2 separate regions of the Homo sapiens genome follow, and region 2 is linked to region 1. The links are chromatin contacts, found by Hi-C or POLR2A ChIA-PET in ENCODE. All regions are on one chromosome and are shown on one strand. Each heading gives the region's core, a stretch centred on a gene start or an enhancer-like site at or near the end of the contact. The rest is flanking DNA. Distances are from core to core; before and after follow the strand shown.

What was found. Hi-C counts contacts between places; a loop is a spot of excess contacts on that map. ChIA-PET counts read pairs that join two places held with the same protein, here RNA polymerase II (POLR2A). Pooled maps may share reads with other maps.
Region 2: a loop to region 1 is called in a pooled map, with 3 times the contacts of the local background. The contact joins two enhancer-like sites. A Hi-C loop is called at or near these places in 2 of 50 pooled maps. POLR2A ChIA-PET finds 5 or more read pairs at or near these places in 6 of 52 experiments (AG04450, CD4-positive, alpha-beta T cell, WTC11 and 3 more).

The regions. Positions count from the first base shown.
Region 1 is chr4:2,692,384-2,699,387 of GRCh38, forward strand. FAM193A (family with sequence similarity 193 member A) reads left to right here. Exons shown (of 21, transcript NM_001366318.2): 16 at 1,203-1,491; 17 at 2,563-2,746; 18 at 3,980-4,210. Among named protein-coding and RNA genes, the nearest start is that of TNIP2, 60 kb to the right of the region's middle. RefSeq lists enhancers at 3,613-3,672, 4,372-4,721. Within about 2 kb of position 4,213, at least 4 of the 41 ENCODE cell types and tissues checked have a DNase peak (open chromatin) inside an H3K27ac peak, as active enhancers do.
Region 2 is chr4:2,509,255-2,514,996 of GRCh38, forward strand. It overlaps RNF4 (ring finger protein 4), which reads left to right. Exons shown (of 8, transcript NM_002938.5): 5 at 2,702-2,711; 6 at 3,184-3,343; 7 at 3,829-3,877; 8 at 4,416-5,742. The coding sequence ends at 4,565. Among named protein-coding and RNA genes, the nearest start is that of FAM193A, 25 kb to the right of the region's middle. Within about 2 kb of position 2,542, at least 2 of the 41 ENCODE cell types and tissues checked have a DNase peak (open chromatin) inside an H3K27ac peak, as active enhancers do.

The DNA of each region.
Region 1 (7,004 bases), core at 2,963-5,462:
GGGATTATGGGAACAAAATTCAAGATGAGATTTGTGTGGGGACACAACCAAACCCTATCACTGGGTACCGACAGATTACAAAGGAATGGTGGGTGCCAGACTCTGGAGGAACCTAGCAGACAGTGCCATGCACACCACCATGAAACAGAGAGACACTGGGTGCATCCCATTGCCACAAACTCAGAAGGATCCAACGTAATATTTGCAGGATTTGTGCCCAGAACATTTTATCCAAATCTACCAAGACAAGACAAATCCAAATTGGCAGACAGGTAGCCTATTAAAAATGTTAAGTCTTGTGAAAAGAGAAAAGGGTTGGAAGAGGCTGGGTTAGTGGGAAAGCTATAATGGACATGTGAAGGAAATTGGAAAATGGAATATGGGTTATACCTTAGATGAGAGTATCCTGTCAGTGTTAAATGCCAGTGAGGTGATCATGGTATTCAGCAAAATGTCAAAAAAAGAGAGAGGGAGGGAGGGAGGGAAAGAAAGAAAAGAAAAGAGAGGAGAGAGAAGGGAGGAAATTTTTAAGTAAAAAGCTCGGTACAGTGGCTCACACCTGTAGTCCCAGCACTTTAGGTGGCCCTGGTGAGAGGATTGCTTGAGCCCAGGGGTTCAGGACCAGCCTGGACAACATAGTGAGACACTGTCTCTTAGAAAAAGGTGATTTTTTTTTTTTCTTTGAGACGGAGTCTTGCTCCGTCACCCAGGCTGCTGGAGTGCAGTGGTGCGATCTGTGATCCTCCTGCATCAGCCTCCCGCGTAGCTGGGACTACAGGTATGTGCCACCACGCCCAGCTAATTTTTTGTATTTCTAGTAGAGATGCGGTTTCACTGTGTTAGTCAGGCTGGTCTCGATCTCCTGACCTCATGATCCACCAGCCTCGGCCTCCCAAAGTGCTGGGATTACAGGCATGAGCCACCACGCCCGGCCAAGAAATTTTTTTTAAAAAACCAAACTGTCGATGTTCTGAGGAGTTCATACCGAAGTGTTCAGAGGTGAGTGTAACTTGCAGACGTTCGGCTAAAAAGTGTGTGTGCCTGTAAGAAATAAAGTTTATAAATATGACAGAATATTAGGTCGTGAAGATGAAGCAAGGTGAAGGATGAATGGGTACTCTTTGTGTGTTCTTTCAGATTTTCTACAGGTTTGAACATTTTTGAAACAAACTTGGCAGTGACTCTCGCCTCTCTAAATGCAGGTGACGTGTTTCATGGCATCAGCAAGGAGGACCACAGACACTCGGCCCCAGCCGCCCCGAGGAATAGCCCCACGGGCTTGGCCCCCCTCCCAGCGCTCTCGCCTGCTGCGCTGTCACCTGCTGCGCTCTCACCTGCCTCCACACCTCACCTTGCAAATCTTGCAGCCCCATCATTCCCCAAAACAGCAACCACAACTCCTGGGTTTGTGGACACACGCAAGAGTTTCTGTCCTGCACCCCTACCCCCGGCCACAGATGGCTCCATTAGCGCCCCTCCAAGTGTCTGCAGGTGAGCCAAGTCCTGACTGGGGACGTGGGAGCACTTTGGAAAATGGGTGTTATGCCTCACTAACACAGCTACAGAAACTCCCCTGGGACCATGCAGTGGAAAAGTCTAGTGAAATGCCGAGGGAATGCAGGGATGTCCCCAGCAGAGGCCATGGGTAGAGGGGGGCTCCCATCTCAGCCTGTAGTTTTGCAGAGGGAAGAGCAGGGGCCGTGGGCCGCCATGGATAGGTGGGCCAACTACGCCTAAACACTGACAGCATCGGGGGTGTGCATTGTTTTTTACTCATTGTATAAGTTGTATTTGTTATACCTAGGGTGGAATCAGAGGAAAATGAATGAAATGTGTATATAGTAAAAACACAATACAACAAACACTCAACAGGTGTGTTTTTTTGTTTTTTGTTTTTTTTCTCTGAGACAGAGTCTCACTCTGTCGCCCAGGCTGAAGTGCAGTAGTGCGATCTCAGCTCACTGCAACCTCCACCTCCTGGGTTCAAGCGATTCTTCTGCCTCAGCCTCCCAAGTAGTGAGACTACAGGCATACGCCACCATGCCTGGCTAATTTTTGTATTTTTAGTAGAGATGGGGTTTCACCATGTTGGCCAGGCTGATCTCGAACTCCTGACCTCAAGATCCACCTTCCTTGGCCTCCCAGAGTGCTGGGAGTACAGACGTGAGCCACTGCACCTGGCCAGACTTTCTTTTTAAGACAAATTCTGTTACCTTTGAACTCGCCTGTTTGAAGCTATACCCCTTTTCGAAGCCCCTTAGTATGGAAGCTGTGGTGGCAGGGGCAGTCTCAGAAGGAGTCATTGGAGAGACTACGTGTTCCTGTTCAGTGGCGCTCTGTGAGCACTTTGAGGGACCGCCTGCATGCATGCGCACACGCCATGTCTCCCACGTGAGCCCCTTGCTGCTTGTGTATGACTCCCTAGTAACCCTGGGACTATGCACCCTCTGCGCTGCCTCTTGTCTGTGAAATGGGCAGGACAGTGGGTGGTCATGTGCAACAATGTGAGTCATTGCCTCCCGGGCCGGCCACTTGCTGATGAGCTTGTATGCGGTTTTGCAGTGACCCTGACTGCGAAGGGCACCGCTGCGAGAATGGTGTCTACGACCCACAGCAGGATGATGGGGACGAGAGTGCAGATGAGGACAGCTGCTCTGAGCACAGCTCCAGCACCTCGACCTCCACCAACCAGAAGGAGGGCAAGTACTGCGACTGCTGCTACTGCGAATTCTTTGGGCACGGCGGGGTGAGTGCATGAGGTCAGCGCATCATGATGTGGGAAGTGTGCAACACACGGGCTCCTTTGCAGAAATTCTGTACTAGGTTGAATTCGGGGTATATTCCACTTCTAGGGTATATCCATTGTAAAGAAACAAAGAAAAATATATGCCCAAAGATTTAGCCATAATGATTTTTTTTCTTCATTTTTTACTTTGTGGTTTTTAAGGTAACTGGTAAATCAGCAGTGAGGTATTCCTACTGAATACCCATTGGTAGGAGGTTGTTAACCATGGTGTATCCATATGGTGGAACATTGTAGCCAGCGACAGCAGCGTTGTGTGTGTGCAGTTGGGTTTCTCTTGTTTGAATACAGAGGGCGTTGGTACACACACATACTTGTCCATCTTTCCAGAGCTGTGATTTAATTTATACAACCAATTATCACCCACTGTTTAAGAGGGATGGGTGACAGGAATAGCAGGGGCTTATAGTTGTTCTTTTTCTGCTTTAGCTCTGTTTGCATTTCCTAAAATGTTCACATGTTTTTATAGCAAGAAATTTGGCAGTAGGATTCAGGGCTTTTTTTGGCACCAAAAAGGAAACCCACAAATGGATGGAAAGATACTACAGACACATTTATTGACATGAAAAGATATTCACACCATGTTAAATAACAGGTAGAGGCCAAGCATAGTGGCTTATGCCTGTAATAGCAGCACTTTGGGAGGCTAAGGGAGGATCTCTTGAGCCCAGGAATTGAAGACCAGCTTGGGCGACACAGGAGACCCTGTCTCTACAAAAGATAAAGAAAATTAGCTGAGTGTGACAGCACACCCCTGCTTGAGCTCAGGAGGTCAAGGCTGCAGTGAGCTATGATCGCACCACTGCACTCCAACCTGGGTGACAGAGCAAGACCTTGTCTCAAAAATAAATAAATAAATAAATAAATAAAATACATTAATCAGGATTTGTAATTGTTTCCTTTTCAGTTTAAAAAATCCACTTATGTGCATAGCTATACATGCTTTATCAGGTTTTTCATGAATATGTAAAATTTGAGAGTAGGTATCAAAATGCCACTTTTGGGTGACTTGCTGATAGGTTTTTCTCTTTTTCTGCTGGTTGTTGTATTTCCTTATTTTTCACAACAAATATATACTACTTGAGTAATAAAACAGTTTATTTTTGGAGGTGTGGTCTGAAATTTATTATATTCAAAATTTTTAAAACTTAAGCATAACTTTGTTGTTTTTCTCAGCCTCCAGCTGCACCAACAAGTAGAAATTATGCAGAAATGAGGGAAAAGCTTCGCTTACGGCTGACCAAGAGGAAAGAGGAGCAACCTAAAAAAATGGACCAGATCTCAGAAAGGGAAAGCGTCGTTGACCATCGGAGGGTGGAGGATTTGTTGCAGTTTATAAATAGCTCCGAAACCAAACCAGTGAGCAGCACGCGTGCAGCGAAGCGAGCAAGGCATAAGCAAAGGAAGGCAAGTGACAGTTCTCAGCACCTGGAGGCGCCAGGTCTGAGGGCATTTGAAGGTGCCGTGCCACGCCAGTCTCTAGGCAGGGCTGAGCCACAGGAGGTCGGGGCTCTGACGTGTGTTCACTTGCCCACAACTTTGTTCTGAGAGCCAGCCTGTCTCTGGTGGCCTGAACTGGAGACTGGTAAAAAACTTAACTTTGTGTTTTCGGGAAATTACTTCCCCTTTTGTAGAATGGGTTTGTTCTTGTGCTGGCCATCATGAGGGCAGCAGCAGACACTCCAGCTTTATCTGCTGGAGAACCTTCTTTTCGAAGAAAGGAGCCGTCAACTGTAGAGATGATAGAAGAAAGGCCCAGGTGGGCTTTTGGGGCCTGTGGGTTCAGAAGTGTCTTTGATATGAGACTGGGGCGGGGCACTTGGCACAGGGAAGTCTTCTGGACTCAGGTCTGAGCATGTCCCCCATGCTGCTCTTGTCCCACTGCTGTTCCAGATGAAGACCAGCACATGGCATTGATTAGAGGGGAGGAAAATAAGTCTTCATGGGAAGACATGAGCAGTTCCCTCCTTACCAGAGGGCATGGTGTGTCACAAAAAGCAAATGTCAAATACAAAAAACGTTAGCCAGTCATGGTGGTGTACGCCTGTAGTCCCAGCTACTCAGGAGGCTCAGGTGGGAGGATCACTTGAACCTCAGAGGTGGAGGTTGCAGTGAGCCGAGATTATGCCACTGCCCTCCAGCCTGGGTGACAGAGTGAGACTGTCTCAAAAAAAAAGACAACTTTTTTCTCTTGGAGGATTGTCTAAATGCCCCTATGCTGGAGCAGTTCCAAAGAGCCTTCTGGTTTCAGCTCCCTAAAAGTGTCAGGCTCCAAGAACCAGACCTCAGTGAGCAGATGTGGGCTGCATGCAGAGGGAACTTGTAGGTTCCTGGGGTTCTGACAGTAGGACAGTGGTCTTGGGAAGAGGCCAGGTTTCTGTCTGCAGCATGGTCAGGCAAAAAGGTGAGGAAGAGGACGATCCCACAGTGGACCAGAGGGTGGGCCCGATGTCCTGTGTTGTTACTTGTATCTTAGCTGTTGTGATTGTTCTACCCTCAAGAGCTCTGCTCATACCTCGCAGTCCTACAGTAGATTTAGACTGACTATTGGGCCTGATTGGGAGGCTTTGGGGGAGAAGCCTTGTCCCGTGCCCCAGAAGACTAGAGACTGCTGGAGTGCAGAGAACACAGTGTGTCCTCCATTCAGGAGCGTCCAGCATCGGGGTACCCACGATGGTCCAAGGCCCTGAGACGTCCCATTGGGATTCACTGGAGGCCTCTGGGACGCCTTCCTGAGTTTTCAGGGTACTCTCCACCCCAGGCTCTTGCCCTCTGACCTTGCAGGTGGTCTGAATCCAGACTTGAGGCCCAGCTGAACCTTAGAGGCTGATGTCATAGGCCCTGCCCAGCACCCAGTCCCACCTCGAGGGACCACCTCCTGGTGCTTTCTACGCTGCACCCATTTTACAGAGCAGCTCACAGATGTGTGTTGAGGCTCACTGGCTGGCTGGTTGTTGAAGGGACAGCAATAGTTGACCTATGGACTCTGTCCCGTAGCAGGTCCAAACCGGGGGCCTGTGCTGGGGCAGCCGTTCTGCTGGAGACCAGGGCACCTGCCTTTACATGCTTGTTATTTGTCCATATATTGACAAGGCACGTGTGCTGGATTTAGATCAGCTCTGAGAGGATGCCAACTGGCCAGTGTGTGCCAGCGAGTGTCCTGATGGAGTTGGTCTCTCCTCTGCTCCCGTGCAGGCCCACAGCTCACTCTAGACACTGGACTGCAGGACCCATCCACGAGGTGGCTGCTGGGTGCTGCTCCTGACATACACATGGAGAAGGATGTTAAATAATTTTTACTTGAATTGTCAAATGAAATTTTTAATAACATACCATTGTTAAATTTTTATCATAATTTTTAAGTTTTTCAAAAGACAAGTCAATTTGCCTGTTTAAAATATTGTGAAAAATAATTTACACTTGGGGAGTACTTTTCTATTTCTCTAGGAGAAATGCTTTTGGCAGAGTTTCTCATAAGCCCCAGCATTTCTAAAGGTTGGTGGTGGGTGGAGCCGTGCTCCTAACACTGATGACTCTCATCTGCTTTCTGAACACAAAGAACAGTTTCCATTTGTGCCCCTGGAGTTTGTGTGCATCACTACTCAAATGCTGTCTTTACTTGGGATGAAAATTAATTTTCCATCAAGTTGGACAGTGAGTCATTTGCTCTGTCACATCTGTCACACTAGTGAAAATATATGGCACTTCTGTTTATCTGCTAGGGTGGGAAGAAGGAATTTCTAGTTCTTTACTACACATTGCTTTTTGTGGTGCCATCACAGCTCATTGCAGCCTCAACCTCCTGGCTTCAAGCGATTCTCAAACCTCAGCTTCCCAAATAGCTGGGACCACAGTCGTGCGCCCTCACATCCAGCTAATTTTGATACTTTTTGTAGAGACGGGGTTTTGCCATGTTGCCCAGGCTGCTCTTGAACTCCTAGGATCACAGGTGTGAGCCACTGCACCAGCCTGGTACACATTTCTTACATTCCCTGTTCAAGTGAATGCATTAGCCTTCGCCTGGAAAGGTGGGTTTGCTCAGAGTTCTGGCGGCACGTGTACAGCCTCAGTACTGCCCGGGCAGTCTGTGGTATTGGTTACATCATCCACTCGGCCAGGCGGCATGATGCCCTGCCGCACCTGTGAGGGGGTAGCTGACTCCCTGGATGTGTGCTTTGCAGCTGCTTTGTCCTTGGTTACT
Region 2 (5,742 bases), core at 1,292-3,791, 180 kb before region 1:
TTGTCTAGGCTGGAGTGCAATGGCGTGACCTCGGCTCACTGCCCCCTCCACCTCCTGGGTTCAAGTGATTCTCCTGCTTCAGCCTCCCAAGTAGTTGGGACTACAGCCACGCGCCACCACACCCAGCTAATTTTTGTAGTTTTAGTAGAGACAGGGTTTCACCATGTTGGTCAGGCTGGTCTCGAACTCCTGACCTCGAGTGATCCGCCCATCTCGGCCTCCCAAAGTGCTGAGATTCCAGGTGTGAGCCACCGCGCCCAGCCTGTGGTGTTGTTCTTATACTGAAGACTCATCTGGAAGCTGTTTTTCTCTCATTAAAAGCGGGGACAGTCAGAATTGTTACCAGTGAGGAAACACTCTGGCGACCCTGTTCTTATGCACCCCAGTAGTTGTGTGTGTATCACCTGCTGCTTGCCAGCAGCCCCTGGGCTCAGTGCTCAGGACAGGCCTCAGTTTGGTACCATCCACAGGCAAGCTGGGTATGACTCACAAGAGACCATAAAGACTCAGTACGCGCACTGTCATGGCTGGGGCACTGGGAGTGTCATACCCTTTCCAGGTGTCCACACCTAATTAGTGGGTCATCTTGGCAGAGGGTGGGGGCATGTTGGAGCTGTAGAAAGCTGGGGTCATTTCTAGCCACAGAAGAATTTGCTTTTGCTCCCAGCTAAACCCAAGGCTTTCCCCAAGGGCCAGCACTGTTACCAGAGCCTCCTTTTCTAGATTTCATGCGGACAGTACATTGTGCCGGCCCTGGTAAGTTTGGTCCTGATGGTGAGGTTGACTGATTGTCCCCAGATTTCCCTTTTCACCGTCTGCAGTCTCCTCTAAGAGGAAAGGGGAGCACGTTTCAGTGGCTCCACGTATGTGGATTATATTCTCATCCTCAAATCAAAGACCTTTATACTCAGTCCTGCATTCTTCCTGCATGGCCGTTTGTGTATGTCAGGATGCCATTTGGGAAACAAAATCCACTCTAATTATTCCTAAGCTTAGTGGATTTTAACATGGAAGGAGAAGCCTAAATCAGCAGTGTCTGGGCTGGGTCTCCAGGAATAACTCTTGACCTCGAAGCATTGACCCACCTAGGGAGCTGCTGTGTCTGCTCCATGAAGAAGGTCTGGAGGCGGCATCCACCCCCTGCACTCATATCTTTGGGTTCGTGTAGACAGTACTGCAGACCCTTTCTAGGGAGGAGAGGCCTGGGCTCAAGACATAGCAGCCTCTGCCAGAAGTGTTTCTTCAGGATGCAGCTGTGCCTGCCAGTGCCAACACCCTCAGCAGCTCAAATCGGCCTCCATCCCCTGCCCTGCCAGTAGCATGAGTGTGTCTGTTTGAGGGAACTCGGTTCACGTCTAGGATCCTGGCTGCACGGGAGTCAGAGTAGAGGATTAGAGCTTCTTGTCACTGTAGGGCAGGATGTCCTGCCCAGGGGACAGGCAGGGTGAGGTGAGCAGTAGGGCTTTGGTGGTGAGAACTTTCCTGAAACAGCCCCTCCTACGTGCTCAGCAAGAGGGAAAGGGCGTTCCACTGGCCCCCCTAGATGGGTAAGAGCACTTGGCCAGAAGGTGGGAGGAACCACGTTTGAAACTGTTGGAGCAGAAATTGTCTAGATGTAAGTTCTGAGCTGGCAGGTGAGAGGCTTGTCAGGTTCTTAGGCCCCCAGGACAGAGAATTGGATTGTGTTCAATCCTTGGTGTGTGTCACACGCATTGGTCATGCATAGCCTGCTTTTCTCTGTTAGTTACTTGTAACAACCTACTGAGCAATGCAAATCCTCCTCCACATGAAGGCTCCACCTTGGCAGTGGCCTACATTGGTCGCGTCAGCTTGAGAGAGCATCATGCCCCTAGTGCTGTCTAAATGTTCACTGCCTCACGTAACCCTCACAACAGCACAGTCAGATGTGGGCTCTGGTGACTCTGCTTCAGAAGAGAAAGCTGCAGCCCCCAGATAGTAAGTAAGGTCCCCAGGTCTTGCAGTCAGCACATGGTGTGGCTGTGGCAGCCCCCAGATAGTAAGGAAGGTCCCCAGGTCTTGCAGTCAGCACATGGTGTGGCTGTGGCAGCCCCCAGATAGTAAGGAAGGTCCCCAGGTCTTGCAGTCAGCACATGGTGTGGCTGTGGCAGCCCCCAGATAGTAAGGAAGGTCCCCAGGTCTTGCAGTCAGCACATGGTGTGGCTGTGGCAGCCCCCAGATAGTAAGGAAGGTCCCCAGGTCTTGCAGTCAGCACATGGTGTGGCTGTGGCAGCCCCCAGATAGTAAGGAAGGTCCCCAGGTCTTGCAGTCAGCACATGGTGTGGCTGTGGCAGCCCCCAGATAGTAAGGAAGGTCCCCAGGTCTTGCAGTCAGCACATGGTGTGGCTGTGGCAGCCCCCAGATAGTAAGGAAGGTCCCCAGGTCTTGCAGTCAGCACATGGTGTGGCTGTGGCTGTGTTCACGCTCCAGGAGACTCCACTAAACACCCAGCAGGGAGAGACACAGCACATCAGCTGGGAGGTGGAGTGACTTGGGAAGTGGGCTTGACTGACTGGGAGAGGTGCACAGATCCTCTGTGGGTGGGAGGAGGGTGGGGCCTCTGCTGCTCACCAGAGGGTTCCACAGAGGGTGTCACACGTCAGAAAAAAGAAATGGCTTCGTTTATCACTTATATCAAACTGATTGCTTCTTTCTCTTTTGTTTTTCTCCTTCTGTTTACAAGATTGTTGACGGTGAGTGGTTTCGTTTCCTTTTTCACTGGGTTTGGAGAGGAAACTGGCATAGGTGAGAGCCGCGGTGCTGCAGGTCTTGCCAGACCATCCCCAAGGGCTTGGAGCGCTCCAAGCAGGAAGATGCCTTCGCAGATGCTGTGGTCAGACCCACACAGCCAGTCCCCCTTGTGCCTGCTGAAGAAACTTCACCACTATCATTGAGCACTGAGCTATAGTCCTTTCTTGTGGCCTACCAGATTTTGGAGAAGGCTGGTAGCTCACAGCAGGGGTTGGGGGGTTTCTCCTGGGAAGATAAGATAGTGGCCTCCAGAGCTGGGCAGAACCTTCTGGGTTATAGCTGAGCATGGCAGCAGTTTGTCTCTGGGGGTCCCAGGCAGGGAAGGAAGAGGGTCTTAAGAGGCGTCAGGATGGGAGTGGTGAGGATGGTAAGAGTAGAGAGCCTCCAACCTGAAAATGTGACCTCTTACCTTAGAAAGAAGAAGACCAAGGAGGAATGCTAGGAGGCTGCCCCAGGACCATGCTGACAGCTGTGTGGTGAGCAGTGACGATGAGGAGTTGTCCAGGGACAGAGACGTATATGTGACTACCCATACTCCCAGAAACGCCAGGGATGAGGGCGCTACAGGCCTCAGGTACCAACGTGCCCCCAGCTCTGCTGCCGCCATGCTAGGATGTGGGGCCAGGGCATGGGAATACTTTTCAGCAAATCTGTGAGCCCTTGGCCCTGGAAGGGCTTGCCCAAGCCTCTACCCAGCATCTGGATACAGTTGGAACTGGGTCCAGAACTGAGTCCAGCTATTCCCACTGTAACCAGAGGATGCCAAGCGCTGACACAGTGTGTGCAGACAGTCCCAGTGGCCCCAGACAGGGATCCTGGGGCTGGTAGGGGCCTGGGGGAGGGCAGGGTGACTCAGGTTGTGTGCACCTTCTCATGTTCACCCTCCCACATGCCCTTGGGGCAGTTGGCTTTCCTGAAAGTCTCTCGGATGCCCGCGCTAAGGCAGAGTCAGGAGGCCAGGGACGGGACTCTTGTAGGGGATAGGGGCCACTCACGTGACAGGGTATAATAAAATGTTTGCGTTGACTGAGAAACTAACGTGAAGCACTGTGCTCTTAGGCCCTCAGGTACTGTCAGTTGTCCCATCTGCATGGACGGATACTCAGAGGTAAGTAAACCAAGCTGTATCTTCCAGGCTTCTGGTTTCTAAACTTCACTGAAAGAATTGGATGAGACAGGATCTTCCCCCTCGGTGGGATTGGACACCCCTACTCACAGTCATGCCTGGGCCGTCACTTATTGCAGATCTGCCTGTGAGGGGAGAATGTGCCAGTTTCTCCTTGGACCCTACAACTTTCACCTTCAGCCCCTATACTCCTGTATGCCCTGAGCTTCCGGGTGCAAATGCGTCCTCCTTTTTTGTGCCCCATCCTGGCTCTAACTGAAAGCTGCTAGTGTTTACTGGGGTCCCTCATAACCCTCTTGGGCTGTCACACTGTTGAGATGCCATGGCCCCTGCCTCCTGCTCTCCAGCTGAGAGAGACCACAGCAGACACAGTTAGCTCTCCAGACCCCTCCCTGTTGTAGCCTGGCCCTTGCTTTCCTTTAATTAGTCATCTTAGGCATAGGTGGGTGGGATTCTCTGGCCCCATGGCTGCTCTGGGACAAGGGCAAACTCGGAGGCTCTTCTTTTTAATGCCTTCTAGATCGTGCAGAATGGACGTCTCATCGTTTCCACAGAATGCGGCCATGTCTTCTGTAGCCAGTGCCTCCGTGATTCCCTGAAGAATGCTAATACTTGCCCAACTTGTAGGAAAAAGATCAACCACAAACGGTACCACCCCATTTATATATGAAGTATTCAGAGCCCCCCAGGAGAGACGGATGGACAGACAGACAGCCAGGTTCTCCAGTGGTATCTGCCTCCATTTTCCTGAGATCAAAAAGACTGTTTCGAAACCAACATCTGATATGTAAACTGCTCTTTTGTTTCCAACCCCTTCCTTTTGTTATCTCCAGTTTGATGCTATGGCGCTGGACCCAGGGCCCTCCCAGGCCATCTCTGTTCCTCTGGGGTGGTCCAGTTCTAGAGTGGGAGAAAGGGAGTCAGGCGCATTGGGAATCGTGGTTCCAGTCTGGTTGCAGAATCTGCACATTTGCCAAGAAATTTTCCCTGTTTGGAAAGTTTGCCCCAGCTTTCCCGGGCACACCACCTTTTGTCCCAAGTGTCTGCCGGTCGACCAATCTGCCTGCCACACATTGACCAAGCCAGACCCGGTTCACCCAGCTCGAGGATCCCAGGTTGAAGAGTGGCCCCTTGAGGCCCTGGAAAGACCAATCACTGGACTTCTTCCCTTGAGAGTCAGAGGTCACCCGTGATTCTGCCTGCACCTTATCATTGATCTGCAGTGATTTCTGCAAATCAAGAGAAACTCTGCAGGGCACTCCCCTGTTTCCTAAGAACGAAAAAGTGCAATAAAGGCCATTCGTTACCTACTTTTCAGCAGCCCACAAGATGTAGCACTATTAGTGTCCCCCTCAGAGGCTTAATGTTGCCTGTGGAGCAGTGCCCATCCCAGCCCGTTTCTGCCCACCAGTTGTTCTCAGGAACCTTACCCATGCTCCAGCGTCCTTCACCTGGCACAGGACATGCAAGATAAATAGGGCAGGCACGTGTTTGGGTGTCCTCTCTTTTCTGATAAAATCCATCCCGTGTTTGCCACACGCCCTCCAGTCCTCAGTTCCCACTGCCTAACGTCTGCCCCCGTGTAGATACTGAGAGGTGGTGGCAGTAATTGTGGCCTTATCAGCCGCTCAGTTCCAGGCTTTTGCCCAGGTCACTGTTGCCCCATGTTCGGAGAACCTGGCCCACCTGTCTTGGCTTTCTCATCCTTCCCAACCCAGTGCCGTTTATTTCAGAAGCTTCCTGGCCACTGGGCTTGGATGCTTCGGGCTTCTGACTGCTCCATAGGTTTTGACTGGTGAAACAGGGGCCCAGATGACAACCTCTCCTTCGCTCCACAGGTACGCGGG